5 separate regions of the Mus musculus genome follow, and all the other regions are linked to region 3. A link is a loop called in an ENCODE intact Hi-C map of the cell type or tissue named here. Cell type or tissue: left cerebral cortex. All regions are shown on one strand. Each heading gives the region's core, and the rest is flanking DNA. Links, peaks and the distances in the headings are about the cores only.

The links. Hi-C counts contacts between places; a loop is a spot of excess contacts. Peaks named below come from ENCODE experiments on the same cell type or tissue, not always from the same donor. Only the 100,000 strongest peaks of a DNase experiment are listed, where the experiment ranks them.
Region 1: it touches region 3 in a loop (2.2-fold over the local background); 2 of 42 quality-filtered maps call a loop at or near these places.
Region 2: a loop joins it to region 3, with 2.3 times the contacts of the local background. A loop is called at or near these places in 6 of 42 quality-filtered maps.
Region 4: it touches region 3 in a loop (2.5-fold over the local background); 5 of 42 quality-filtered maps call a loop at or near these places.
Region 5: a loop joins it to region 3, with 1.9 times the contacts of the local background. A loop is called at or near these places in 6 of 42 quality-filtered maps.

The regions. Positions count from the first base shown.
Region 1 is chr13:111,486,328-111,492,421 of GRCm38, forward strand. Gpbp1 (GC-rich promoter binding protein 1) reads right to left here and starts at 3,800. Exons shown (of 13, transcript NM_028487.5): 1 at 3,391-3,800; 2 at 1,096-2,043. In left cerebral cortex, for the core only: no CTCF peak of the experiment used is centred there; DNase peaks (open chromatin) are centred at 2,473, 2,849, 3,693 and 4,254; H3K4me3 peaks cover 2,720 bases; H3K27ac peaks cover 1,787 bases.
Region 2 is chr13:112,312,373-112,318,466 of GRCm38, forward strand. Ankrd55 (ankyrin repeat domain 55) reads left to right here. Exons shown (of 11, transcript NM_029898.3): 2 at 6,053-6,094. Among named protein-coding and RNA genes, the nearest start is that of Ankrd55, 27 kb to the left of the region's middle. In left cerebral cortex, for the core only: no CTCF peak of the experiment used is centred there; DNase peaks (open chromatin) are centred at 3,296 and 5,354.
Region 3 is chr13:112,461,078-112,467,171 of GRCm38, forward strand. Il6st (interleukin 6 signal transducer) reads left to right here and starts at 2,993. Exons shown (of 17, transcript NM_010560.3): 1 at 2,993-3,173. In left cerebral cortex, for the core only: no CTCF peak of the experiment used is centred there; DNase peaks (open chromatin) are centred at 2,934 and 4,129; H3K4me3 peaks cover 2,621 bases; H3K27ac peaks cover 1,509 bases.
Region 4 is chr13:112,306,019-112,312,112 of GRCm38, forward strand. The region is part of intron 1 of Ankrd55 (ankyrin repeat domain 55); the gene reads left to right. Among named protein-coding and RNA genes, the nearest start is that of Ankrd55, 21 kb to the left of the region's middle. In left cerebral cortex, for the core only: a CTCF peak has its summit at 2,804 (motif pointing right); a DNase peak (open chromatin) is centred at 2,814.
Region 5 is chr13:112,324,394-112,330,487 of GRCm38, forward strand. Ankrd55 (ankyrin repeat domain 55) reads left to right here. Exons shown (of 11, transcript NM_029898.3): 4 at 2,736-2,845. Among named protein-coding and RNA genes, the nearest start is that of Gm41065, 28 kb to the right of the region's middle. In left cerebral cortex, for the core only: no CTCF peak of the experiment used is centred there; a DNase peak (open chromatin) is centred at 2,801.

The sequences.
Region 1 (6,094 bases), core at 542-5,541, 970 kb before region 3:
GTTTAGAGCATTGCCTGTTCTTCCAGAGGTCCTGAGTTCAATTCCCAGCAACCAGATGGTGGCTCACAACCATCTGTAATGGGATCCAATGCCTTCTTCTGGTGTGTCTGAGGATAGCTACAGTGTACTCACATACATAAACTAAATAATTCTTTAAAAAAGAAAAATTAAGTGGACTTGCTCAGTGCTTGTGCTTATTCCCAGTAACCTTTAACTGAAGCGTGTTGACTACAAACTGCTTCAATAAGATGTTTCAAAAACTTTTTTTTTTTTTTTTTTGGTTTTTCGAGACAGGGTTTCTCTGTGTAGCCCTGGTTGTCCTGGAACTCACTCTGTAGACCAGGCTGGCCTCGAACTCAGAAATCTGCCTGCCTCTGCCTCCCGAGTGCTGGGATTAAAGGTGTGTGCCACCACGCCCGGCTATGTTTCAAAAACTTGTCTGTAATGTGTTAAACATATAGAATTGTTGTACCTTAAAACAAGCTATTTCTTAAGATATCAAATTTAAAACCAAACTTGCATTATTCTGTGTTACACTACCGCTAAACTAGATCTCTAAACTATGTGTTTAGTAATACAGTCTAAACTCACACTTAGAAAATAAAGTAGTAATCAAGACCCATGACATTTACAATATAAAACCAACCAGACATCAACTGTGTAGACTTTCCTACGTTTGCACTATGCGCTCCCGCTCGCTCTCTCTCTCTATATATATATATATGCTATCATAAAGCAGAAAGTGATTTCTCTCTCTCTCTCTCTCTCTATATATATATATATATGTATATATATATATATATATATGCTATCATAAAGCAGAAAGTGATTACTGACCAGATGCATTTATGTTTTTTCAACTTTAAAAATACAAAAACTTTTAATAAGACTAATGTCTGAAACATTTGTAAACCTTAAAATCATCCCCATTTCAATTTGCTATATAGCTAAATGGCTGGCTATTTTCAGACTATCCAGAAATGTAATCAGAAACATTTTTTTCAAGAAACTGAAAGGTTTCCAAATATAACACGGGATCAATCTGACTCTTATTACAGATTACAGAGGAACATCTATTTGCTCACAAGTACTTACAAATTCCAAAAGGACTGCACAAGAAGGTGTTGATTTCTTCTCTATAAGCTTTATGTTTTCCAGTTTGTTTTTTTATTTTGTATCCTCTGAAATATCCAAGTTCTTTGAAGATACTTAACCTATGACTATTTGACATAGAGTTACTTGAAGTCAGCTACCCATATTTACTTTGAAGTTTTCATATGGTCAGATCCAGAGTTAGCCAGGTTCCTTGGATTTAAGAGCAAGGTCTTCTTTACTGTTCCATGTATTTGTCACTGTTGTACTTATCCACTCCAGAAGAAATAGCCAATTTATGTGCCAAAAAGCAGAAACAAAAAGAAAAATTTCACATCTGAAGATTACTTCTAAACATCAGCGTGTATAGACAAATAGCTATCTCAATACTACCATGCTGGTGTGAAAATGGAACATCTTACATTCCCAAGTAAATAAAAGATAAAAAGAAAAAAACGCTGTATTCTTTCAATGTCTTCATTTAGAAAAGCTGTCCCATTGTAATATGAAAAAAGCTGAAGTCAAAAATTACTAAAACTTTTAATAAAGGTAAAAAGAACTGCCACAAAACTTCAGCAATATTTAAACAGTAATTTGAAACTGCTGAAACTACTTGGTACACAAATCAAACATATCTTACAGTTTTGGCTGAAGAACACAAACAGGAGAGGGGAAAGAGACAAAAATAACACCAGATGAAATGCTTTAACCACTTATATAATCCGTTTGACCCAAAATACTGAAGAAATGGCTGGGACTTTTAGTAGCTCGTTGAATTTGTTCACTACTATCAATTCACTTCAGAGATGATTCTTGTCAATTTTAATGAACTTCTGGAGCAAAATTGCCCAAAACAAAAACAAAACTGTAATTCCAAAATGGCCACTTGAAATATCCGGGGCCTTTTAAACAAAACCTAGATGATGATCTTCATACGCCAAATTCAACCACCTGTAAAAGTTGTATTAGGAAAAAACAAAAACAAAAAACTTAAGTCAGTTTTTATTTTCAAATCAAAATTAACCCCCATTTGGAAAAAAATTTAACCTCTGGGGAAAAAATTTTTCCCACACAGCCGTAAAAAGAGAGCTGGGGAAAAAGTCTTTTCCTAGCCCTCGATGAAGTCTACTGAATGAAGGGAGTTAGAAAACTGTGGGCGACGATATCACTGAAGAGTTCCGATTTGAACTGGGAACTGGGTGCAGGTAGTACCCTGGAGGTTGCAAGCGCCCAACTTAAAAACTTTGAGCAAATATTCAAACTACGAAAGTGGCCCACGGTCTCAGCAGTGCTCTTCCCCGATTCTCTCCCATGTGCCAAAGGAAAACAAATGGACAGGTGGTGCTGCCACGGAGCGTCGGGGAACCCGACTCCGAGAGTGAGAGGCGGAAAGGAGCGTGACGCTCCTTCCAAAACGCAATCTCGGAGGACGGAGCAGCTGGATTGTCCCCACTACGGCTTAGTAGGAAGGCCGGCGGGCAGGCCGGCGGGCGGGAGGGGAGCGTGGCAAGGCGAGCGTGGCAGGGCGAGTGGCTACGGTTCGCCCGGGGGCTGACTCCCAAGCCCGGGAGAGCAGCGCTCGGCTCCAGGTGCTCGGCCCCATTCCCTTGAAATTAAGCAAACAGGTTTCGGCCAAAACTCCAGGGGTGGGAGGTGCGGGACGCGACCCGTCCACCCCGTTAAGGACCGTGCTCTCCCCGGGAAAATAAACAGGTCCCGTCGGACTCGGGAGCCGACGCGACTTCGGAGCGCTCGCCTTGGGCGAGCAGCCACCACCACCACCGCAACTGCCACGGAGCCCGGCGCGGCGGGGAGGGCGAAGCGCCGCCGAGCACACGGCGGAAGTCCACGGCTCCGCACGCCGCGACTCCAGTCCCCGGTCCCCCGGTTCCCCGGTTCCCGGGGCCGCCTTGCTGGTGGTGGCCCAGGAAGGCGCGCGTGCCGGGGCCTGGGGTCTTAGCCCGACGCCGCGGGCGCCCCGGCCGTTCCCGGCCTTCGCCGCCGAGCACCACCCCCCCCCACCACGGCCGCCGAGGCCCGCCGCCCACCTCGCCCCACGGCCGCCGCCGCCGCCTCCGCTCCGCCGGGCTGAGTCAACGCCGGCCGGGGGGAGGGAGGGAGGGAGGGAGGACGGGCGGGCGCCCCGCGCCTCACGCCTCACGCCGCCCCCCGGCCGCCCGCACCCTCACGCCTCGCGCCACCAACGCCGCTCCCGACCCCTCAAGCCCCAACGCCGACACGGGCAACCCCTCCCCCGGTCCCCGAGACTCCCGTCCGGGGCCCAGGGGACTGTGTTACCTTCTGCCCCACCAGAGGTGCCCCTGGCCTGGGGGTGCCGCTGCGCTCGATCCCGGGAGGAGGTTTTCGGTACTTTGAATAATCCCCTTTTGCCGCTTTTCCCTCCCCCACAACCAGTCTCAGTCCCAAAATGGCGCCGACCCGATCCGCAATGTTCTGGGCCAAGTCTCGCGAGATCGTGGAAGGTGGCGAGGGAGGGGGGACGCAGCGGAGAGGTTGAGAAGTAAGAGGAGGGAGGCGGGGCGAGGGGAAAAGAGGAGGAAGAAAGGGTGCGGAAGCCGCGGTGCAAACGAACCCACTGGGCGGAGCCGGAGGAGGAGGGCCTCCACCACAGAACCTTCTGGCCCAAGTAGCAGCTCACGCCCCAGGTCAGGGAAGCTCCGCCCTCTACGTCGGCGCCTGGGGGAGAGGAAGGGGCGGGGCTAGACCGGGGGCGGGGCTTTGAGGAGGACCCGGAGGCTGGGCCTGGCGCGGGGGAAGGGCGGGGGCGGGGCGGGGGGCGGGGCGGGGAGGCGGAGTCTCGGCGCGGTGACGTCAGGAGCAGCTGGAGCCGGGGATTACCCCCTGCTGCTGACGTGAGGACGGTGAACAATCCGGAACGTTCGGTGGAAGGGGGAATTCCCGTCCGTTCCCTGAGGAGCGCCTCTGTGCAGCCGCGGGCCCTCCCCGAGCTCGGGAACGGTGGGGTGGAGAGGACGAGCGCAGGCGGTCCGGACGGGCAGGCGGGCTCGCAGGGCGTGCGGCGCTTCTGAGTCTGCCCGGCAGCGCCGCGCAACCCGGAACGGCCGGCGGCGGGCGCCGTTCGTTCGGCTCCGCCTGAAGCCCGCCGTGGCTCGCAGGCCGCTCGGCGCGGGCCCTGAGCGCTCCGTGGGCGGAGCCGGCCCTGCCTGAGTGATTGGGCGCCGCAGTCGCGCGCCACGCGGAGCGTGCGGGACGTTAACACGCGGAAGCCGGGTTAGGGAGGCGCGCGAGGCTCGGCTGCAGCCACCGTTCCCCCGGAGTGCGAAGGGCTGCCAGAGAGCATCGCGCTAGTAATTCCTATTTCTAATAACTCCAAAGGAGATGGATTATTTCATCAGCGTTGTCCTGGGTATCCGCATAGCACAAACGATTATTTAAAAAAAAAAAGTTACGGTATTCACTTTCTCTACATATAGCCAAAGGTTCACTCTGGAAAGGTTGGAGATTTAATTCTAAAAGGAAAAAAGTAGAAGAAATGAGGGAGAAGCGTCCTAAAGAGGGAAAATCACCGGAGCGTCATTTCCCAGAAACTTTTTATATGCATTATAGGGTTTGTAGTTTAGTGCGTTACCCCTATAAGTTCGCCGAATGTAAACTCGCCTTAATTTGTACCTCAATCTTTACCCATCTTGCCCCCTAGGTACAAAGGGAAAAAGGGCTTAAAACTAAAGGATGCTTTTTTCAATCGTGCCAATGTCTAAGATGTGTTTTCCTCACTTTTTACATAAGCTGGTTTCATATTTTAGAAATGATCCAGTTACTCCCTGGACCTTGACTACTCAACCTACCCGGTTTAAACTTCCGTTTGTTTTAGGTGGGTTTGAATATGGGTCGAGTGGGGACGGGAGAGGCAAGGATTCGTGTTGCTTTCTCTAAAGAGCTATGTAGAGAACCTTGAACGCCCGATCCTTTTGCCTCTGCTTTACAAACTCTGGGGTCACAACCATGCCCCACCCCGCCCAGCTCTGTTTTAAGTCTTAATCCAAACTCTTTCCACTACACGAGACCTGAATCCATAAAATTAACGTATATTGAAAAAGAACTTGGGTTGCTTTTGAATTTAGCTCGGATCTCAGCTATGTAACCCAAGCTGGCCTGGAGTTCTCCTTATCCCTTCAAAGACACACCACCTGGTTTCTATTTCTAAGAATTGATATCAAACTAGGCAGAACAGGAAGAGGAGGGAATGCATGGGGACATGAGAAGAAAAAGGGTACCTTTCACCAAGAGTCAGGCATTAAATAAGATGAACAGCACCTGCTTTAGAGAAAACTATTCCAAGAAAGTTAAAATATCCTGGAGTCGTGCCTTACATCTATAATCCCAGCATTCTCTGAGTTCAGATTAACCTCGAGGACATAGCAAAATTCCAGGATAGTCAGGGCTACAAATGAGACCCCGCCTCAGATTTAAAGAATGTTAAAATAGCAATGAACTGTGAATAGGTAAGAACATGTAACCTTCAATATGGTCTTACTCCTTTCCCAGATATTTTCTAGAAATTTGAAAGAAGAAACAGAAAACATCCTAACTTCTCTTACAACCCTAGTGATTTAGGGTTTGACTTTGGTGGGAGAGGGGTTCGAGGCAGGGTTTCTCCGTGTAACCTTGGCTGTCCTGGAACTCACCCTGTAGACCAAACTGGCATCCAACTCAAGAGATCTTCCTCTGCCTCCCCTAGTGCTGGGATTAAAGTTGAGCACCACCTGGCTGGTTTAACCTTTTCAACTGTTAACTGCCCAGTATACCTGGAGAACCACCCTGTGATCTTACTTAAGTTCTGTAACAAGCTTTCAAACTTAACTTCAAAGCACATCAAAATCTTAAATATTTTGATACTGTAAAGACAATGAAATGTGCCGGACTTGGAAAAGCCCACAGCCTTGCTCCTGGGTGTGGTGGTCTTTCACTGAGCCCCTCGTTTTACCCACTGGAGTGAGCAAATAATCTACGCTTTAAAAAG
Region 2 (6,094 bases), core at 519-5,518, 150 kb before region 3:
TAGTTTCCTAGCAGATCCTAAGCTAAATGAACTCGGAAGCTCACTTTGATCAGCCTTGTAGGACACCTCCTTTCCTTCTCCCTTCTTCATCTCTCACTTTAAGTTCCTTCTTAGCATACTTCCTGGATGGTCTTCTAGCCAAGACTATCTATCTTTAACAGGATGTTTGTGTTCTTGTGGCATGACCTGGAACCTGGCTGTCAAGCTCTAGTAACTCCAATGTCTTTCTCTGTCACTCCATCACTGTTACTTCTGACTGCGTAGGAGTCCAGGATAATTTCATTGTAGCACTGTTTACACGAGGGCCCTTTGAAACCAAGACCATTCACAATAGAAAAAGAAGAATAAAGTACACAGAGATGAACTTAACCTAGAAGGCAAGGGACTTGCACACCCAAAACTACAATGAGGTGCTCAAGTAAATTAAAGAAGATGCCAACAAATGAGAAGACATCCAGGGTTTCCTGAACTACAAAGGCATATTTAGATGTCACTGGTTCTCGGAGAAGTACAATCTCTGACAAAAACTCAATGACTTTTTTATAGACATGGGATATTTCATTCAAAAATGTCATTTGGAATCCTAATGATCTCCCAGACGTTTCAGACAGTTTTACAAAAAAACAAAATTAGAGAGAGGCCTCACCTTTCCTGGTTTTACAAATTATAAAGTTACAGTAACCAAAAAGTGTGGTACTGGCATGAAGGTAGTAGTCATACAGATTAATGGAGTAGAACTGAAAGTCCAAAGATGATTCCATATATCTATGGCTAGCTAGTTTTTAAGAAGGGTGATAGCCATGTGTGGTGGTGCACACCTTCAGTCCCAGCACTCAGGAGGCAGATGCAGGTGGATCTCTGTGAGTTTGAAGCCAGCCTGGTCTACAAAAAAAAGTTCCAGAACAGCCAGTGCTACACAGAGAAACCATATGTTGAAAAAAATAAATACAAATAAAATAAAATTAAGAAGAGCGCTAAGATCACTCAACAATGATCTTCAAAATACAGTGCTTAAGACAGTAGATAATAACAGGAAAGATTTTAAATTCTCACCTTACAGCAAGCATATCAAAGACCCAATCATAATGTGTAGAACCATAAAACTTTTAGAAAGGAGCCCAAAGAAAGAGCATCTAGCAATGGGTTTGGCAGGGATTTCCTGGACATGATGCCAAAAGCACAAGCCACAAAAGAGAAATATAGACAAATTTCTGAGAGACTCTACTAACTGCAAACAGGAAAGCCATAGAGGAGTAGCAGTTTGTGCATCCAACATCTGTTATAGGCATTAATATCAATAGCGAAGTTCTCCATATGTCCCTAAAGGCCAAGATCACAAAACAATGACCTTATTACAAAGTGAAAAAAGAATCTTAATAATCATTCTTCCAAAAATAAAGGGACAGCCAATGACATATGCAAAAGATATTCAACATTGGCAATCATTAGAGAACTGTAATTTAAAACTACGACTAAATACTCAGCCACTTTAACCATTCAAAGGTTGAATGGCTCAAAGGGATGGTTGTTATGAAAGATAACATCCTTTCACACACAATATGTAAGCAAGATGAGGATGTGGGAAATTAGAACCTATATACAGATGTGGTATAAAATGGTATAGCTGCCTTGAAAAAACAGTTTCTTAGTAGGGGTTTCTATTGTTGTGATAGAAAATACCATGACCAAAATCAACATGAAGAAATGGTTATTTTATTTTACAACTCTCAAGTTATAACCCATCACTGACAGAACTCAGGGCAAGAATCTAGAGGCAAGAACTGAAAGAAAGACCATAGCGGAACACTTCTTACTATACCTTCCCCATGGCTTACTCAGCCTGCTTTCTTATTCAACATAAGACCACTCACACAGGGATGACACCAGCCACCGTGGGCTGGGACATCCGACATCAATCATAAATTAAGAAAATGCCCTGTAGATATGCCTGTAAACAAATCTTATGGAGGCATTTTTTCAACTGAGATTCCAACTTTCCAAATGATTCTAGTTTGGGTCAAGTTGACCAAAAAAAAAATCAACACAAGCAGTATAGTTGATTGTTAAAACTGAGCATAAAAACAATATAATCACATTAACCAGCAATCCTACTTTTGAGGTTATAGCCAAAAGAGTTGAGAGCAGGCTACCAAAGCAATTTGTGCACACATGTTCACTGGGGCGTTACTCATAATAGCCAAAAGAAAGAAAAGAAAAAGCAAAACCAAGTGGACACCAAGAGATGAATAGAGAAATAAATATGATTGGTTTGTATGTAGAAAAGAAGATCACTCAACATTCAAAAGGAAAAGTGGACACATGATCCTCCATGAATGAGCCGACACTATGCTGTGTGAAATAATCTAGTCACAAAGAGACAAACAGTGTTCATTCCACACATATGAAAAACCTAGACTCAGATTCACAGACACAGAAAGTACGGTCGAGCTTTCTAGAGGCTGGGCAGGGAAAATAGGGGTTATGATGTAATGGGTACAGAGTTCTGGAAGATGAAAAGGGCTTGGAGATGGGTGGTGGTGGTTGTGCAATATTGTGAATGCCTTAAGGCCAGAGAACTGTAAAGTTAAAATGGTTAAATGTTGTGTATGCAAACTCAACTAACTAGACCACCTTCGTGACCTCATGGAATTATCTCCAGAACTAACCATCCTGCTCTCTTAAACCACTCAGGATACACAAATGAAGTTCACGACACCTCATTGTAGCCTCTCTCCTCTTACTCTTCCCAGCCTCCTCCAGCCACATTTAACACACAGGGTAAATATCTCAGTGTAACCCTGACCTGTGCAGAATGGACGGGCCCTATCACTCCCTCGACGTGGTAATAATCAGTTATCAGTTAGCGTTTCCTCCTCGTGAATTAGTTCACTAATTCCTGTGGAGCCAATATCCGTCTAATACCTTATGCTCCTTGCCAATGTGCCACTGCTAAAATTGTCCTTGCCTAGGACTCTCTGGCAAACTCACAAGAAAACTAAAGCATGTCCGCAAGGTAATACAAAACGACAAGCCATAAAATAAATAAGGGAATGAATAAGAAGGATGTCTTGGCATATGCAAATGTTCCAGGGATATTGCTGGCCTAAGGTGCTGTGATTGGGGGTTCAAGTGGTGTCAGCAGTTGCCAGCTCTTCCATTCCCCTGGCTCAGCTCTGCTCTGCTCCATCTTCATTCTTCTCACCAGGCAGATGCTGACTGCAAGCTTCCCAATTCATGGGCAGTGGAACAGAGAGAGAATGTGTGTGAGAGGAAGGTGGGGAGGGGAGGGAGGAGAGCAGTGCTCGCCACAATCCCAGCTGGAGTCTATTTGCTTTTCATAGACTCTAATCGGTCCACAGCCCTGAATATGTCACCTCGACCACAGTAATGCAAATTCTTAATAGCTCTGTTCCAGGTCACATATTCTGAATCTGGGTCAGGATAGAATAGTCCACTGAAACTGCAGTTTGCCTGGAAGTGGAGTACTGATGACCACCCCGGAGTGTTCAAGGTAAAGCTAGCATCAGGAAGAGGGGAGGTTGAGCAACAGAAAAGACAGATTCAGCCATCTTTCAATGAGTCTCATGGGTACTTGACAGGCTCAGATATATTGCACATAAATGTAATATTCAAATCCTTCTGGCAAAATATTTTTGGGATCCTAATTCTAGGAGGCAGTACAGCACCACATCGTGATGAAAGTACTGTGTATATCAGTCATGAACTGAACATGAACATGTTATCAAGTAGCATGCAGTTTCTAAAACCCCACAGTTGAATCTGGTGTGATGGCATACACTTGTGATCTTAGCACGGCGGGTGGGGTGGGGGGCACAGGTAGATCACTCATGAATTTGAGACCAGTCTGATCTACAACTCATGAGTTCTAGGCCATCAAGGGCTACACAGTGATGCCCTGCCTCAGATCAATAAGAAACAAACAGCTCCGTAGTCCACCTGTCACCGTCGGCAGCTTCCTGACCCAATCAGGCTTCTTCCCAGGGGTCACTACCAGCATCTTTGAATGTGCACGTATTACTAGAAAGTAGGTCCCTCTTTTAAGTTGGGGCCTTAGTTCCAACACCCAGAGACCCTGGGAATCATCTTAACAAAATGCCCTGAATTATGTGAAGATCTGTAACAAAATCTAAGTGATATATGGCTTCATTAGTTGCCTTCATCAACAAGAGCCCTATTTTAAATATATACCCCAGACATGTAATACTGTCTAAATAAGCTAACATTTTTTTAAGTGGAGCAGAATAAGTAGCAAGTACTAAAAAATGCTTACTAAATGCCAGGTTGCTGTTAAGCACACAGGATTAATTTTAACACAGAGTCACTCCACCCAAGGGAGGTAGTTTCTAAGGGAGGCACTTGTCAGTGTTGTCAAGATCTCCACTTTACAGATAAGGAAACTAAGCCCGGTGAGGGTGACTGGCCCACAATTCCACGCAGCTGGTTAGCACAAGCCTGGCATATACCCAAGGTATCTGACTCCAAAGTCATCAAGCCAACCGCACCCTGCCATGCAAATGAGTAGGGGAGCCTGCTTCAAAACATGGACGAGTTAGAAAGCAGTCACTCGCTGTACAAAACAATGTTATTGTAAATAAGCCATCCCCAGCTACGAGCTTGCGTTGGACTGGCTAGCTGGGTAAAAATCATTAATGGTTTCTCAGAAATACTGGGACAGAGAAACCAAACCCAAACTTTAGGACTCGTGGCAGCTAAAGTTCAAAGAACCAAAAGGCCAATGGTCTTAGTGTCCACCCGAGAAGAAAAACACAACTTTAAAACTGTTGAGATATCCTCTCTCTAATAGAGGGGCTTGGCACAGCCTCCCCTGAGGTGTCCCACAAGACAGCTCGCTTCTTAACCATCTCTGTGCATTCCTGCAGTCACCTGACCACAGTCTGTTGTCATCCTTGGCAGTAAGACCTGTTGGATCAATTCTTCACAAAGGCACAGTAAACAGTTGGCTCCCTCATTCAAAGCAGTTTCGTACAACCTTAGTTCTTCTAGAAATAGCATCTTTACAAACCCAGGTGTTTGAAACTGAACAGGTTTTAATTGGGGGGGGGGTATGCAAAATGAGGCATGAGAAGCCAATATAAATGCAGTAGATGAGCACCAATGAAAAGGTATGGCTCTCCTTTCAATTGCAGGACAACAGTGGTGGGCAGGTTATGAGGGGGGCCACATGAGAGCTAGTTCTGCATAGGGAAAGCTCCTGGTGGGAAGGAGGCAGCTACTGCTGGATGCCAAGCAAGGGAGGGAGAGCCCCATCTTCTCCCTTCCCAGTCTTCAGTGCCTCCCTCCCATGTATCCTCCCATGCAGGATAAAGGCATCTGGAGATACAGTCATCACAGATGAAGGTGCAGAACATCTCTGGAGGAGAGAGAGGGAGGAGCATAATGCTTTTCCCAAAGATGGATGAACTGAGGTACTAAGAAGACAGGTCATGCGTCCATGGATGTAGTTCAGTTGGTAGAGGGCTTACCTAGAAAGCACATGCCTTCAATGCCCAACAATTGCATAGAATCAGGCATAGCAGCCCACATCTGCAAATGCAAGGGGTGGATGTAAGAGAATCAGCAATCCAAGATCAGCCTCGGCTATATAGAATACTCAAGGCTAACCTGGGCTACACGAGAACTTGACTCTAAACAGGAAACAAGCAAAAGAGAAGACTGTAGCATGCTTTGGGTCTTGAAGAATAGATTGAAGCCAAGACACTGGCCTTCTTCCCTTGCTGGTCTCTCTAATTTTGGGAAACCAGCATGCCCAAAGAGTCATGACATGCAAAGAGTGCCTAATCCCAAGGCTCCTTGCCAACACGTGGTGGCGTTGCAAATGACCTAGAGTGGCCCACTTTTCTTCAGAAGTGTCTTTTCCAGAAAGGAGTATGTGACTAAGCTGACTCAGCCTCTGCCTGGATTCACTGGGGAGGGAGGTTTAGTGACTCACTTGTGTGGGTGACAATCTGGTCTTGTGGTATTCTTTGAGTGAACGTACTCTACATATTAACAGAGTGTCTGGTTCATGCAGGTGACTCATCTGAAGAAGTCGACCTGGCAATGGTGTATCAGG
Region 3 (6,094 bases), core at 541-5,540:
ATGAGAACAGGTAGGAAACAACTGATCAGCTCTGAGAACAAAGTCTCAACGTCACCTTGACTGCAGATTCCGTGGGAGTGAGCACAAAGGCTTACAGCTGTAGGTGGCTAAAGGTACTGAGAAGGAAACACAGCCCCAGGTTTAGGAGAGATGGCATCGTTTCTTTAGCTGACTGGGCTGGAGGCGTGGCTTTACCTGTGGACCGCTTGCATATACAATGAAGCTGATGATCTTTGGAAAGGGATGAGAAATGGTGAGCTCAGAGCAGTCAATGAATCATCAACTAGGAGGCTGCACTCATTAGATGACATTAGGGCGGGTGACCAACTACAAGACTGACACAGAGTTTCAGAAACATTCCAGGGCACAGACAAGGAATTATGCAGCTATCCCGGTCAGGGCCAGATTTAGGTAGACCAAAGCAGGTAAAGTTTGTCTTCCACATTTGTCACCTTCATCCTAGAGCATGTGTCATTAGTTTTGCTCACCTGTCCTACTCACAGAAGGAAGGTGGGGCATATGACACTCCTCTACCCAGTCTTCTCCCTATACGCTCTTCCACCAACTGGTACTTATTATCAACCATATTTAGAACCAACAAGATGTTACAACGGGAAACAAAACAAAACAAAACAAAAACCCATACATTGCAATGTTCAATGGGGATTTCTAGTGATTAACTCTTAACTAGAAAGGGGTTATTTCCGGACCAATATTCTATAGAGGGGTCTGGAAAATCAAGCAACTTCCACAGAGTGGGTGCGTCCTTCTTAGTGTCTTGCAGTTCTGAAAATTCTTCATCAAGCATTGATTTATCTTTTCTGTTTAGGATTGTTTGTCAAAGTTGTTGGTTTTCTTTTTCTTTTCATGTTTGTGTGTGCCTTTGTGAGTTTATGTGCACCATGTATGTGCAGGGGTCCCTGGAGATCAGAAGAGGATTGTTGGATTCCCTGGAACTGAACTTACATTGGCTGTGAGCCACCTGAGATGGGTGGTGGGAATTGAACCTGGGTCCTCCGCAAGAGCATCAGGCGTTTTAACTGCTGAGCCATCTCTCCAGTCCCTTTGCTCAGGATTTTAATCACTCTCACAAAGTGTGAGTTGCTGTGTGGCAAGGCTTGAGCTGAGCCAATACAGACAAAGTGATAAGTCATGTATGCGAGAGAGGCAGTATAGGCCTTCGGATTCCCCACCCATGGTCCAAGGCAGGTGAATCCATTATAAAACATTCACCTCCTTCTATCCACAACCACCTCAGATAAACAAACTTTTAAATAAATGCTGTAATGCAGAAAGGTCTACTGAGGTGCGATGGCAGAGGAGTCATTCGAGGACACCTGATATTTACTGAACAGTGCGTCAAACCCTCTCGCTGTTTTAAATAAGTTCATTCTTGCAACTTAGCAGGTCAGAACCGTCCTCCTCATTTTGCAGATGAAGAAACTCAAGACTTTTCCAAGGTCACAGCAATGGGAAGTAACAACCGTAGGATTTGCATTTAAATAGTCGTTCAGCAGACCTACTAAGCACCTTTGTAAGGTCTTCAATTGAACAAAGGCCCTTACAAGTCTTTTCCCTCCATTCGATCTTGTCACACCCTGAGCAAGAGACAAACACATCTTTAGCTTCAGCACATCAACCACTAGTGTGTTTGAGACTCTTTTAGCCAGGCCCTTGGCAGTGTTTTTTCAAACTAGCTGACCAACAGCTAAGGGGTCATAATTCAGAGCTGGGGGTATAGAGATGCAACAGAGGCAAGAAAAGGGGGAGGGAGGGGCAGAGAGCAAGACTGCAGTTTGATCCATTTGATCTCATCTGAATTGTCAATATAACAAAGAACTTTACAATGACTAATTAATGGGTATTTGTTTGCTCTGCAAATCATTATGTTAGCCTTTCTTCCAAAAGTCTCTAGCCTTCTCTCTTTTTTTTTTTTTTTGAGTCATTTCTTCACTTTTAAAAGTTTTTTATTGGGAATTGTATACAGTATATTTTTACCAGATTTTTTTTTTTTTTTTGCTGTTCCCTCAACTTCTCCCACACACCCCTCCATCCGTCCAGCTTCCTGTCATTTGTCTCCTTTAGAGCAAAACAAAAGGTAGATGTTGGGAATGAGAAAATCAATTTCCATCAGTGGAGTTACACTGATTATATATTATATCAATTGCACTCCAAGGGCGGGCTCCGTGCTCAGTAAAAGATAACCAATGCAAATTGGAGTGTTTCTTTACAGTTACACATCCCTTATCTTTTAAGTTTCTCAACTTGCTTGTATACACACTACACACATACACACATCACACACGTGCACTCACGCACATTGCAGCCTTAAGGTCGTTTTCCAATCAAGGGAAGGGTGGTGGATTACAATGAAATAGGTTTTTCCTTGGTATTTCTAATCACACATCAGGCGACTCAAACCGCAAAAAGATAACAGTTTCTTGGCAGGTCACCAGTTCACGGATCAATCAATGACACCCAAACTCATTTACTAACAACAACAAAAATTGCACAGTAGCAAGGTTCGTTTACTTAAGCCTGGGTCCGAAGCGGTCACTATGGGCGAGTACAGTCAGGGCCACTAAGTCCTGCCCTGTCCCCAGGGAGTTCCCTTGCCTCCAGAGTCCCAAGGGCCTCCTAGCAGTCGCCGGAGGCTCGCAGGCCCTCTGGGGAAGACAGCCCAGGGAGACAGCCGAGGTCCGGGGAGAGGGGTCGCGGGAGGCACCTGGGTTGCTGTCCGCGACCCATTACCCTAGAGAAAATGGAACTTTCCGTTCCGGCCACCCACCCAAGTGCGGCGGGGAAGCCTTCGATCTAGTCTAGGAAAGGCGACCAGGCTCAGCCTCCGGAATCCCGGACGCCGGGAGCCGCGTTACGGGAATCGCAGAGGCCTGCAGTCCCGCCCCTTCGTCTCCGGCGACCCGGAGCCAATGGCCGCGCGCTCCGAGACTGACCAGAGCCAATGAGCTCGCGGTCTCTGGCTCCGGGGGGCGGGGCCGTGGGGGGCGGAGCTAGGAGAGCCCGGGTCAGCGGCGGACGGAGGGTGGCGTGTGCGGTCGGGAGGCCAGAGCTTCGAGCCATCCGGGCTGCGGCTCCGCTGAGGGACCGGTGGTGTGGGCCGGGATCCGCGGGGCTGAGGGACGCTCAGGAGCGGCGAGGCTCGCGTCCGGAAGGTGAGAAGAACAGGGCCCCGGCGCGGGAGGGTGCGGGTTGCCTGGAGCGGCCGCCACCTGGCACCCGAGGCCCAGCGGGGCCGGGCTGGACCGGCGCCGAGCGCACGCCCGGAGCTGGTCGGGCTGGCCTGGGAATCCCCGCATTCCTTCCCTCCCCGCTCCGGGCTCCGACTTCCCTGATGTTGTCACCCGCCTTCTCCAGCCGCGTTCCTGACGCACAGTTCCGAAGCCCCCGCCCCAAAGTCCTCTCGGGATCGCGCGTCCTGGGTGACCGCGTCCTGCGTTCTTCCAGTTCCCGTGCCGTGCTCCCTGATCCTACTCTGGACATGGCCCTAGAAAGTGTGGTCTTCTGTGTCCCGTGAAATGCTACCGTTCCCTGCTCTTGATGTTTCTTAATCCAGAGCGAACTTTTCACCCAGACATCTTAACATTTAGGCGTTAATGAAAGTCCAGTGTTTATAAATATTAACTTTCCCTTCGGTCCGTACCCTTCCTAATAAATCCCGCGTGCCTTTACATCCCGAGAGCAAGCCCATCATCGGTCTTTAGATTTTCACCTCCTCCCCTAAGCGTAAACGTGTCCCCTTCTCCAGCTGGCAGGGGGCTCTCTTTTGGATGAACAACCAAAATTCAGAAACTCAAAGCAAACATAATATAAAGGGCTTGGTCCACTTCTGTTCTTGTCATTTTTCCATTAAGAAGAAACTCGTTTTGGCTTAATTTGTATAGTTATTGGACATTACAGCAGCTGTACTGCTTAAAAGTAGTCAGTGAGTGCTGGAATGTCAGCGCGAATCTTCTGAAAAATCTTTGGTCTGGTCAGTGTTGTAAACAAACTCTTTTAGACCGTGTGTGACTGACTGACTGCCAGCTTCCAGTTGGAACGACTCTTAATTTGAAATTACTGACACATTATCAGGGGATGATCGTCATCGTCTTAATTTTCCAAGTTTGTGTTTATATTTATCATTGGGAATTATTTTTGAGCTCTGATCTGGAATGCTACATTTGTAGGACTAATCTGCTAGTCGGTTAAATTCTGTTTTCCACAGGTTTCTGGGGGTGGGGTGTGTGTGTGTTCATTTGCTTCTACTCACAAGAGAAAGAGAGAGAAAAAATTACAGTGGGGGAAAGGTCAGCTAAGGATAAACTTTATAGTAGAAATTTGTATTGTTGGCATTAGTGATTTAGAATATTACAAATACTGTTACCCGCTCATTTAAAGCAACATTCTTATGTAACTGGGCATTTTGTTCTGTTTTATTTATGACTTTGTGTTTTCATTTTGAAATAGTTTTTCCTAAGAGAATGTGGCATTTCAGTTCAGTGCTAGAATGAATACTGATTATTATATACCTATGAAGTGGGTGTTACAATATCTACCTTCTAGAAAAGGGAACAGGCTCAAAAAACATGGCTCCAAAGCCTGTGCCTACAAACTGTTGTGTTGATGGATCTCTTATCGCATTCCTACAGTTTGGTCTGGGGAGTTGAGTGTTGTCCACAACCCTGCAGTGGGAGCAGGAAGGGGTTTTCCCTGGAAGTGATCTCAGGTGTCATTTTGCCACACATTTGCTTCACCTGGCCCTGGTACATTTGCAACTTGTCTGCTAAGGAAGCAGGAAGTTCTTAAAGCTTTCTCCTCATCTTTGATTGCAAACGTGGATTGATCACAGGTGAGGTTTCTGGTGAGATGATTTTAGTAAGCATTCAGCCTGCTCTGGAATTTATAAAAGATGCCTGAGATAGCACCTAGGTTTTTCAGTTTACAAAATCGGGTAAACAAACTGTGTGAAAAACTACTCGGATACGGGAGTAGTTTCAATGAAATAATGAGTGATACAGAAAGTACTGTGGGTGTTTAGGGATTGGAATTGAAATATTCAGTGGGGTTCCCAGAGGTCAGCCTGGGAACCTGGTTAAGGTTTGGGTAAAGAGGAAACTAGAGAGATCGAAATCCGGATGTAGAACTGCGGCTAGAACGGGACCATGGGACAAAGTAAAGGACTACCATGTGCCGTTACCACAATATATTCAGTTTACTATCTACTGCTTAGGCAACTTGGTATGTCAGTCACAGAACATTTGGCTTATGTTCATGTGCCCTTCAAAGCCTTATTAAATAGTAGGTCTTACTCGCCCCTTTTATACAAAGGCGAACACGTTATTATCAGATTCTATATTTATACATAGATTTCCTGAGCTCTGTCTGAGCCCTTAACTGTAATACGTTCTTTTTCATACCGAATATATGAATGGCAGAGTAAAGTGACTATATTAGGTGTTTTAAAGCTCATGTTTACGCTGGGAATGTAGCCAGTAGTCGAGTGCATGCCTAGCATGTGCCAGGCCCTGGGTGCACCTTCAGGCTGCATACACGCACATTCTCTGTCAGTAGCACTTACATACGGACATACATGTGCAAACTAAACGTTCTTTTAGTTGTTCCCTAAGTGCCTCAAGAGTCTCAGCATGTGAAGTTGTGTAACTCCAGTGCTACACGGTGAATCCTCTTAGGGAACTCTGAAAGGGCCCTGGGAACACAGATGTCTGTGAATGTGGGGGAAATCCCACAGAAGAGATGTCCGTTTGGGTTATAAACAGTGGAACAAGGCAGAGTCAGCAGGGCACTGGCACCGTAGAAGCAAACTATAGCCCGGGTACAGGCACACACTCCCATCAAGAAGGTGTGCTGGAGGTTTGTGGTAACCTGAGCTCACCCTCTAGATGTGGCTGCCCTGGGAACTGTGAAAGGTAAGACCTGATGCTGAGGCCACGCAAAATGAGGAGCTTAAATATTTGCTTTGCAGTTGGAAAACGAAAAGAGTCATTTCAGCATAATTGGAATAAAAAGCCAACTTGCTTGTAATTTTCTCCCGAATAATAGCATGATGGTTTGAGAGAAAGACATCTAAGCATAG
Region 4 (6,094 bases), core at 525-5,524, 160 kb before region 3:
TAGAGCTATCATTTCTATAGGATGTCATCCTATCTCATCATAGCCTCATTACACCTTTAGCAAGCATATGAGAAAGTTGATGGTGATGATCTTGTAACCCCAGGTTCCTCTCACTCTAGTGACTCCGTTGCTTCTAGATTAACGCTTTCTCTCAAAATGGGCTGCATCATCAGCACATCCTCCCACTTTTTCAGCTTCTCTCTGACCTGACCAACTCCAGCACCATTTCTTTCACCCTTTCCTTCTACAGGAAACCTCCACTCTCTTGCCTTTCTTGCCAGGACTGAGCCTTTTTTGTTTTCTCTTCTCCTGTGAGCCTCGATCCCCAGGTACTTCCACCTCCACCGGCAACCTTTCCAGTTGCATAGACAGCCCCCAAGAGCACCCCCTTCTGTTTCCCATTTCAGCCATCTTTTGTTTCTCATGCCCCTCCATTTCCACCTGCAATATTTCCACCCACTCATCCAATCTTTCAAACTTTTTTTTAAACAAAATATATGAAGAAAAAAGAAAAAAATAACAGAAAAATTTCCTCTGGGAGCAATGTGGAGGATGTCTGGTTGCAGCTCCAATAAACTTTTTGCTTGCCTCTTGAAAAAAATATATTGATTCCTTTGTTCCCTGTCATTTCATTCATGGCATTTGAAATCAAATCCTCTACTTTATTCTTTAACTTCAAGCCCCATGTTGATGTGCTGCTTGTAGCTGGTCTTTGCTACTTTGTGGATTCTTCTTTTTTTCCCACACTTTATCCCCCCAGTTTCACCTCCTATCACTAGATATAAGAGAAAGGATAGAGGGGGGAGAGAGCCCTAAACCTAATTTCTTTCTTTTAGTTTCTTCTTTGAGTGTGAGTACTAACAAACTGCTACTCCCCTGAATGACCACCAACCAACAATCCCACACACACACACACTCCTTTATCAGGGCCCTAGCACTTAGATTCTCTCTGAAAAGTTCCCAGAATTCCAAATATCACACAATCACAGAAACTATCTGCTGCTGACAAAACCACGCCTCTGCTGGAGGGCAAGAGGCAAGCACAGTCAGCTGCCGAGAGGCAGACCCACATTGCCACATCTGATGAAGACAAAAACTGTCCTTATAATATTTCTATGGTTCTTTTTAAAGAAACCAAAACCCAAAATTTTCACTATACTACCCTTCTTCAGTTTGCCAATTTGGAGACAATATGCTAGTAAAATCAGCAAACACCTGACCAATATATTAAACACTGCTCTTACTCATAGTCTCTGAAGTTTAGAATTATTTTTCTTCAATAAAAAAAACAAGTCATTTATCCCAAACAACTGTGCATTGATGCATAGGACCTTCAAAAGAGGTCCTATGGGGAACAATTATATACCAGGTTAGGTTCTATTCATTGCTTTTATGAAGCAAGTAAGTAGCCTAAGACAAGTAATGTAACAATTATCTCAAAGATTAAAAGCTGCTGTATTTCAATTCTTTGTGGGCAGCTTTGATGGCAGATCATCATTGTCAATTTGATTTGGTTTTAAATTATCTAAGAGATACAATTCTGTTTATCATATGATGATAGGTGACTCAATATTTGGCTCCCCACAGATGTTAGGTAGACATGTTGAGTACCAATCAGAAAAGGAAACATAGAGGTCAGCAGTCTACTCAACACCAATGTCTCCTCCAAAGGTATCACCAAGATATGTTCAGTCAGAACCTACTGAGGTACTGGCTAGGAAGCACTAGTTCACAATGTAGCTCCATCCCTGTCTCTGGTTCTCTGAAAATCTCTTCTCTGGTTTGTGCTCACCAGAATTCAGTCTGGGCCTGCAGGAAACAATTATTAACTTGTTACCAGTATTTGAAAGCAGCTGTATGTTTACCACAGTCTGCTCCTTTTTAATTGAACCAAATCTACTTCTTTATATACTTCTTATCTTTCCAGAGTTCCCACAGGATGGTAGAAGCCTGACTCTATCACCTGATACTTTGAGAAAATGAATAAGGTAAAGATAGTCAGATCATTGTCCAGAATAATGAAAGGGGAGATGACATAATGTTTATTTATATTTAGTTTTCAGAGCTAGGCAGGCTAACACAATCCTTTTTAAAAATTCATGTAAAATTTACACTCCCCTAATTAATGAAGGACTAATGCAATATATTAACATCAAGAGTTCAATAAGAATTGAGTGGATAAGAAAACCCATTTGCATTTGAAGATACACCCTAAATTGATCAGTAAATTCAGTTACCCCATTTTAAAGGTTTCTATACGTTAAAGCAAGCAAGAAACAACAACAACAAAGCCCACATCTTTTAAAGAATCACTGACAGGGCATTCTGTGAATGCTCCTTGAGTGCATGTAGTCTCAGCACAAGGGAGACTGAGGCAGGAGGCTCACTAATAGTGCAAAGCCAGTGACTTCCTGGAAAGCCTGGACTATTTACCAAGATCTTGTGTGAAACAGAAACAAAACCATCGAAACCTTAGGCATGATGAAGTATGCCTGCAATCCAGGCACTCAGAAAAGAGGCAGAAGGACTGCTATACATTTGAGGCCTGTTTTCATAGTGAGTCTCAGGCCAGCCAGGGTTACATAACTAGCAAGCCTCTCTATTTAAAATTAAGTATTCATTGAATTAATCAACAAATAAATACCCATTTTTTAAAAAAGAAAAGAAAAAAGTACTTTCTAGAGAGGCATCTTTGCTTGCTCCTGTGTATTTAGAAAGCTCCAAACTGGCTCTAAATTATGTTTTTAAAGATTGGCATTCCCCTGGCTCAGAACCCAGAGACCATAAAGACTCCTCACCACCAGCGGGTGGCAATGTTGTACCTTGGAGCCATTATGGTGCTGTGAAGGCTGGTTCCTCCTGAAAGGTGCAAAGGTCTTCTTATCTCCTTACAAATAGTTAGAGCTTTCTAGGTTGCCCCAAGACATAATTTCTCTGCTGTCCCACAATACCTAAGATAACTGTGTGGAAATAGAGAGGAATCTAAATTAGAAGAAGGCCCTGGAAAGTATCTCTTTAAGTGATTTTACTGTCCAGTCATAATAGCCCAAGGATGTCTCAATCACCACTTCAACATCTGTCTTCCTTCTGGATTATGTTCTTTTAAAAGACAGAGACTCTACACCCTTTGTGGCCAGGAGATGCAGAGTCTATGGATGGCTTAGTATATTTAAATTCTCCAGGGGCAATATGTTCTAGTTAAAAGAATAATCTAAGATCTACAGATCTCTCTATAAATGCTTATAATTAACTCTAATGTCATGGGTGAGTTCTATTACCCAAGGATGCTCATAATAGAATATACCAAGGGAACTCTCTCAAATCCTCTGGTTTCGATTCTAAAGGCTAAAATGCCCTTTACACTGACACGGCCACTCCACGAAAGGGCCATGGCTTAAGCAGTGCAGGTGTTGATCTGGCCTCAAAGCAGTTGCAACAAAATGGGCTCAGTGACTTTTTAATGCAATCAGTGACTTTCCAAAGAACACCACAGCTCTAAAACTGGAACCCAAGAAGACACAAAATCTGAGGAGCTCAGGCACCCCAAACATTGGTAGTAGCCAGCTGTACATCTGAAGCCCTAATGTCCCGAGGATTCAATAGACAGTCTCTAATACAACTGGAAGCAAATTAGATTTTGGCTAATCAGAATAAGCAAAGAGATGTCAAAATTAGCTACCGATCCTTGTGTTTTTTAAGTAAAATTAATCATCTAAAATAGTTATCCAGGGTTGGTTTTTTGGTTGGTTGGTTGGTTGGTTGGTTGGTTGGTTGATTTGTGGGGTTGTTAAAGATCCAATTTTCGATGAGCTCAGATTTTACTAGAGTCCACACTCAGAAGTTACTGTGAGGAGGTGCTGCACAGTTTCTAAGCACACAGCATCCGTTCTGTTCCTCTCACTGCAGACTGGACACGGTTCATAGACAACACCAAAAGGTACCACTTCAGTACAGGTTTTGTTTTTCCTTCATCATTAAAATGTTCACCTTCTTTTGTCTTTTTACAATAACTATATTGCCAAGTGTCACTTGCTGAGTAAACCCAAAGTTCCCTTTGAATAAACCCCAGATTTCAGCGGTGGCCTCAGGAGCAATCAATCTATAAGATGGCTTTACCAGTTGCCAACCTTTTCAGTCTGTTTATAACTTATGAAATGTTCTCTTTGTGTTAATTTTCCCACAGCAGTTTTTAGAATTTCCAAGTGTCAACTTTGGACTGTTTCTTTACTTGTATTATTGAAGTATTTGTACAGCTATGACCAAGGGGTCAACAGAGCAACTTCAAGGTGGGAAGATTTCCTTTGGCTCATGTAACAGAGGGTTTGGTCCATCCTGTAGGCAAGGCATGGCAGAGTGATTCACATCCCAGCAGTAAGGAAGCATCATAAAGAATCCAGGAGGGGCTGGGAACAAAAGACCCCCAAGGACCCACCCCCACCCCAGCACGATGTCCCTAGCTAGACCCTACCTCCGAATGAAGCTCTCAAGCAACACCTTACTGGATGCCAGTCCCCAGCACATGAGCCTTTTAGGGGAACACATTATATCTAAGCCAGAACAGTGATGACTGTACAAAGCTCTATCTCCTTTTTGGGTAATGAAATACTAGTGTAAAGTTACTAAGCCGCATCTCTCTCAACATTTATGAGAAGAAAATCTTGGCTAACTTCGATGACCATAAGCAATGTCCATGCCTTATAGAGTCTGAAAACTACAGGAGGCACAGAACATGACCAAGACATTCCATTTTTTTAGCCTGCTCTTCTGGTTCTTTCTGTATTCCATGCGTAGAGACACATGAAATGTTTTAGAATATACAACTAATATTTCCTCCCATGGTTCTTCCTATTCATTCATGTCCTCTCTTGCTGCAGACTGGCCTCAACGTGAGGCCCTCAATCTGCAGGAGAATCAGAGTTCCGGTTCAGGTGGACAGGGAGTGACAAACAAATACAGACACAAGGGAGTGTTGTATCTGAATGTAATGTGTCAAAGTGAGCATCAGACTTATATATTACAAAAGAAAACAAAGAAGTTAGGTGATACAACAGTTAAGCTACTTTGAAGTTTTCTGACACAAAACAGAGAAAGGCATTCAAAAGACTGGAAGGCACCAGGCAATGTTTACAGTTGAGATAAGAGTAACCCTGCCTAGAGTCAGCTAATGACAGGGACCAGGAGGGGATTTCACACCCTGTCACAGTTTATGTTATTCCTCTGAGCCTTGTGAAAGCTTGCACCAGGGGGTTCTGCTCTAGCAGACCTTTTTCATGAATAATGCAGTACTGTAGTTCTTCCTTAAACCATAGCCCTCCTTTTTCCTAGGCCATGGTAAATTCTTGCATATGGGAGTAACTTGGCTGCTCTTTTAAGTATCTGTAGGGAATGTCCATTTGTCAGAAGAACTCACCAACTTTCTTCTAATATGCAATGTAGTCTGCCATGCCCAACTGTAATGAGAATTCTAAGTTTACTATTTTGAACTAGCCCTGAGAATACTAGCTCCTATCTGGCAAACGGAGATGCCTGATTACTAAATGTCAGCAGTGGGGCATTTCGTCTGGATAAATGACATTCTTACAAAATTCCAAGCCCAGGGTCAGCTCAAGGACTGCCTAGGACATTGGTGAAGGCCAGACAGTAGAATTCAACCTGATTTAGGTTTAGTAAAATCATTTCTTGGAGGCACCTATAATAAAACAATACTGAAAGAAAGCACACAGATCTATACGCTGACTAATGCAGGGACAGGTTTGGAACATTCATGCCAAGGTTCCAGGAGACTGAGTTTCCATGAAACAATTTGCCTCGGGACTGTGTCCAAGCCTTTAGGCTTGTCACGCAGACTTCACTGGAGTGGGTGTGGCTCTCTCTCTCTCTCTCTCTCTCTCTCTCTCTCTCTCTCTCTCTCTCTGTGTGTGTGTGTGTGTGTGTGTGTGTGTGTGTGTATTCTACCTTTCTGCATGCAGCTGTGCATAGGTCTTTCTGTTTAGGCTTCATACACAGAGGTGAGAAGCATTTAAAACCTGCTCCCTGGGAAGATCAATAGAGATATGATGAATTCTTGGTGCTAAATAGGTAGATGATAGAAAAT
Region 5 (6,094 bases), core at 681-5,680, 140 kb before region 3:
AACCTCCCTGGCAAATTTGGTGTCTACTTGAGTTTGAAGACCACTGCTCTGTATGTGTTAGCTGAGTGAGTCTCTGTATTCAGACAGATGTAGGTCTTGGTCACCTCCCTTGTAACATGTGCAACTGCTCTTTATACAAACCTTTTGTGTCTGAGAAAAACAGGCAACATTTTGAATGAACAGTCAAAGGAAAAGGGTGGGATGGCTTCTAAAGTTGACTGCCATTGGACTCTATAATACGGTAGAAACAAGTTATATGTCTTTAAAAGACTCTAAACTCTAAAATTCAAATTTTGAAAGGACTGGAAAGAAGTGTCCCACTAAACATCAATTATGAGGGGCAACTTGGAATGTAGAAAGGTAGCCTCTTTGCAGGCAGCCCTTGCCATTCTAAAATGCTGGGGAGGGAAATGGTAACAATACACAGGGTGGGCTGCCTGCTTCCCTGTGCCTGTCCTCTGTGTGAGTCCCCAAGGCTCACTGGAAAGAGGTGCATTCTGGGAGCTGCCATGAAATCCAGCAATGTCTAGATTTGACCATTAAGAGAAACTTGACAAAAGAGACACTTAGAAACTGAGTCTCAACTCAGGGTACAAATAAATTTGTAGAAGCGGGACCTTGGGCAAATCTTTTTTGGCCTCAATCCACATTTTTGAGGTGTAGTTAAAAACAATAACCTAAGCTTATCACCTTTGAAGGAAAAGGTGGAGCCAGCTAGCAGGTAGAAGGTAGATTAGACACTCATTTGTTGCGTCAGCATGGTAGCAAGTGTTTCAAATATCTTCATTGGTTTTTAAATTTCCTTTCTGGAAAAAAAAAAGACTGAAGAAAACCACATATACACATTGAGTTCCAAGAAACATTGCAAAATGTTTTAGATATTTCAAGGCTTACTCCACCAAAAGATCTGCTTTTTCAAAAACTGTATGAGTCTAGTGCTTGGGCAATTCTGAAGTTTGCCCAAAGTGTCTTGCTGTTGGATTGCCCTGATTCATTTTTTTTTAAAGCAGAGAACTTGATGATTTGGATATTAGCAACTAGAAACAGATGTAATACATTAGTAAACTGTGAATCAATCCTGACAATGTCTCCAAATATTTGCTTCTACTTAAGACAGCTATCGATGGTCAATTCTACAGAACTGACTTTACGTGATATTATAGCCCATGATATTTATTTAGCTTTGATTTTTGTGACAGGGTCTCATGTAGCCTCCAAGTCACTCTGTAGCAAAGGCTGACCCTTAACTCCTGACCCTTTTTGTTGTTAACCTCCCCAAATCTGGGATTCTAGGTCTGCACATCCATGCCTGCTTTGGTCCAGAAACTATGATGTGCTCTTGTCTGACAGGTATTGTCTAGACTCTTCAAAACCACAAGGTTCTCTTCCTGCTCTCATTTTCTTACCTGAATAAGATTATTAACCCCTGGGGATTGGGTGCTTCCAATTGTCATACTAAGGAAGAGAATCTTCAGTCATCTCATCCTACAGGGGCATCTCTAGGCTTGACTATATACAAATAGAGGAAAAGAGATGCTGCTTTTGGATAAGAGGTTGTCACATCACTCCTCTCAATGAGAAGTTCAGCTATTTAGTTGTCTGCTTATAAGCAGGCAAGAAGCACAAGGGTTGTAGATAAATGTAGGAGACCTTCAGTTTAGGAATGAGAATAAAACTTGGTTATTAACAGTGTTGGATCAGTTAAAGAAGTGTAAACTAAGCAAGCAGTATAAATCTGGGCAGGGCTAGCCTCAGGTTACTCCTGTCCTTTAACATAAGATAGCAAGAAAAAACGGCCCAGTCAGAAATGCTAGCCAGCAAGGTGATAATATAAGTTTCAGTTGGTACAATTAGAATTCAGGGAATTCACCCTGCTTCCCAGGAAATAGGTAGGCCCATAAAACCTTGCAATGGGTTTCCATCCCTTGGAGAACACTAGTTATACCTTCATGTCAGAAACTCAGGATGTTAGCCTTAGAGTCTCAGCTACTGGCAGAGTGTGTGGGTTACATGTGTAAACACAATGAGGCTGACTCATTAGAAAAGGGATATAAAATAATAAAGAATGAAAGCCTACACGTTTGACACAGGAATGTTTCTGGGACACACAGAGGTGGCATTGAAGTCTAGTTTGTTGAAGCAGGTGTTTTTATCCAACTCAGACAGTTGATATGTATGAGTTGGAGATTAAGCCACACGCTGGGAGGCCAGGGCAGGTGACCACAGCCTGTCCCATGCTGTCCTTGGCCCGTGAGAACCAGAGCAGTACACGTGAGGCAGTTGAATCCCAATGAGTGGCTCTGGACATGAAAGGAGAGTCAGGAGAATAGCGCCTGCGTCTGTCTGCATAGGGAAGGGCAACAATCATACTGAAAACTGGGAACGTGAAGCCCAGACTTTCTCTGCTCAGCTGCCAGAGTTGGAACTGTAGTCCTTAATAGTTTCAACTTAAACATGCTGCTAGCCAAACCAAAGAAGTGGGAGAAAGAGAGAGAAAGAAAGAGAGGGGGGGGGGGAGGGAGGAAGGAAGGGAGGGAGGGAGGGAGGGAGGGAAGGAGAGAGAGAGAGAGAGAGAGAGAGGAAGGAAGGAAGGAAGGAAGGAAGGAAGGAAGGAAGAAAGAAAGAAACAAAGGCAAAAACAACGAAAGCAAAACGAAATGAAAAAGACCTATAGAAAGCATGTTGGCCTGTGTTCTGTGTGGCTGTGATATATAACAATGCCATTGCTATTTCAGGGCTGGCTTGAAGGCTGTGTGAGTCTGCTCAGAAACGGTGCCAAGCACAACATCCCAGATAAAAATGGCCGCCTACCTCTGCACGCTGCCACTGCAGAGCCTGATGTGAGGTGAGCAATTCATAGCATGCCAGGTGGAAAAGGCTTTGCAGGAGAAGGGTATGGGGCCTACCCTTCAGTGGCTGATAAAAAGAAGACTTACTCATGGTTTGTAGATAGGACCACACTAAATGTTCTAGAGTAACCTTAAACTCCAGCCTTACTTCCCTCCTGCTTCAATCTCCATCATTTTGAAAGCTCCTATGGCAGCTGGTGACATTTTCTACTACAAACGGCAATGATGCCGCTTGGCGCTTCCTTCATACTCTGTCGCGTACCACATGCCTTTAGTAGTAGTTCAGCATCTCCCAGTCCCAGGCCCTGACCAGCAGCACTGGGGGATAGTTTGTTTGCCTCATTCTTAAGCACCCAGGGTCAGAATGAAGACCTGAAGCTCTGTGGAGCTGAAGGGGTTAAACCATCCTCTAGGCGGGGTGTCTGGGTGTGGCGGGGGAATAACAGGATTTCTTCAGTCATTTTTATAGAAAGTAAAAGGCTTGGGAAATTCCAGGTCTATCCCTGAGGCTCGCTGCTTGTTATCTTGGACCACGTCCAGAAATAACAGAATTTACTCAAAGCCTTGAGCAAGCCCAGACCATTAACTATCAGTAAATATCATAGGTAAGCAAATGGTCTGTTTTCAGAAAAGGAAAGGGAAAAGGAAGGGAAAGGAGAGAGAGAGGAAAGGAAGGGAGGAAAAGGCTTCATTTCGACAGCTTGTACAAATGTTTAGTCATAGAAGTATACTGTTTCTGCAGGAGTGATCTTGAGAAAATAAGTTTAAAAACATTCCCTGCAAGAATTATTCTGCCCTGATTACTGAACTTAAGTGACTTTATCTGCCTCTTGAGTAATTTTAAAAGCTACGTATTCTGAAAGATAAATGCCCACTTAAGTTGTGGTAATTATAGTTATTGCAGTAAATAAAACCCAAAGTTTGAGCACTTCAAGCACTTCACACTCAAGTTTTACTTCACAGCCCAAAGGTCAGTGCTGCTAGGTGGTGGCTGGTTCCCCTCTACTGGTGATTCAGGGACCCGATCACCTCTCCTCTTGTAATGCTAGCATCCTCAAAGGTCACAGAATGTCCCTCACTTAACCTGGTGATGGGCAAAGAGATACCTTGCTCATTCTTGCAAAACCTCAGGCAAATGTCACCGGTCACATCTGTTCTTCTTCCATTAAAAAGGGCTAGTCATTTGCACACACTTCAATAGAATGAACCTCAGGAAAGACAATCCTGGGAGGGCAATCGCTCTGCCTCTGGTGATTCCGAGCCAGAAATGATGAACTCAGACTTCGATGACAAGTTCTCTCTGTCATCTACACCTCAAGTCAGTTAAGCAAAATTACATTCAAGATCAGTTGAGTCAGCTAGGTTCAACCATTGAAATAATTAGTTGAAACCCTGTTCAAGTGCATGTCCTTTTCCATAGACTTGGTTGGTTGGTTGGTTGGTTGTTTGGTTGGTTGGTTGGTTGTTTGGTTGGTTGGTTGGTTGGCTGGTTGGTTGGTTGGTTGGTTGGTTGGTTGGTTGGTTGGTTGGCTGGCTGGCTGGCTGGCTGGCTGGCTGGCTGGCTGGCTGGCTGGCTGGCTGGCTGTTTGGTTGGTTGGTTGGTTGGTTGGTTGGTTGGTTGGTTGGTTGGCTGGCTGGCTGGCTGGCTGGTTGGTTGGTTGGTTGGTTGGTTGGTTGGTTGGTTGGTTGGCTGGCTGGTTGGTTGGTTTTTGGCTTTTTTGAAGACAGCTTTTTTTTTTCTGTGTAGCTCGGGCTGTCCTAGAACTCACTCTATAGACCAGGCTGGCCTCCAACTCAGAGATAAACCTGATACACACACACACACACACACACACACACACGTGCTAGGATGAAAGGTATGCACCAGTGCCACCTAGCTCCATGGACATCGTAGACCGCAGTATCTCTAAACACTGTAGGATCTATCCTACATAGGTAGAACTTTGAAAGCAAAGAGTTGAGGCTTTTTCTTCTCTGGATACCTGATGACCCAGCCAACATCCTCTGATGAGTTTAATCCAGAACGATAAACCTCCGTCTATGTGCTAAAGATAGTTTCTTTTTGTAAAGGGATAGTTGATTCTGAATGGTTAAATCCTGCTTTACGATGCTGCTCAACTATTGAAATCCAAAAGCTGTCGTTAAGTATTTTGAAAGCAGTGTTTTGTGTTAGTCTTCTTCAAAATGGATTGGGTCAAACCCTTACCAACCTATAGACAGCAAATAAAGTAGCTGAGTTGCCTGCAGACACTCTGGGAAGCAGCTTATCCTAAAAGCTTCCTCCTGAGTGTAAAGTGATAAAAATGAGATACTTAGTGGTTATTTTACTGAGAAGTTTTATGGCAGAGTTGCATCTGCTTTAGGTGTTTGAAGCAGTAACTAACCAAGTCACAGAGTTGGGCTGCAGCCACCTGTTTGAGCATTCGCATCCACTTAGCATTGCTTTCTGAGGAAAGAGACCTTGTCTGGCTTTGTAGGCATCTTCCAACATTGCAACTGCACTGGAGAAGCCACGTCTCTTCCATTAAGGCATGTGAGCCGAGTTTCTTAAATGGACATGACTTTTAAAATAAAAGCACTCATTTATTTATTTTGTGTGTGTGTGTGTGTGTGTGTGTGTGTGTGTGTGTGTGTGTGTGTGTGTGTGTGTCTACAATGCACATGGCGAGCCAGAGGATAACTTTCAGAAGTTCTCTCCTTCATTCCTGTGAGTTCTCGGGGTCAACTTTAGGTCGTCTGACTTGGAAGGAAACATCTTTACCCATCGAGCCATCTCACCAGGCTGTACATAGGTATAACCTCAGACAGGCATAGCGAGTGCTTAGGTCTGACTTAAATTAACAGCAGATAATAGTGGTGATGAAGATGAAGATCATGGTGATGTGGAGGTTGATACTGTTACGAGCATGCTCTGAGCAAAATTCATAGAGCGTTCTCAATTCTGACCCATGTAATACACCACATACAAAGTCATACTTGTATCCTCACTTCACAGATGAGGGACTGTGACAAATACGGGAACAAACTGACACACATGAGGAAAACCTGCCCGATGAATCTGCTGTCCTCCTGAGAGCTGCCACTGTGGGCCTTGCAGAGTTTATTGTAATGATCATATTTTATCGGCAAGCCCTTGGCCTGTGTTGCCAGGCCTTATGAGAAACAACAGCCTTACACAATTTACTGGCTCACAATCAGATCATATTTTATTCATTACAGCATCTTCAAAAGTCCTATATAAGAAA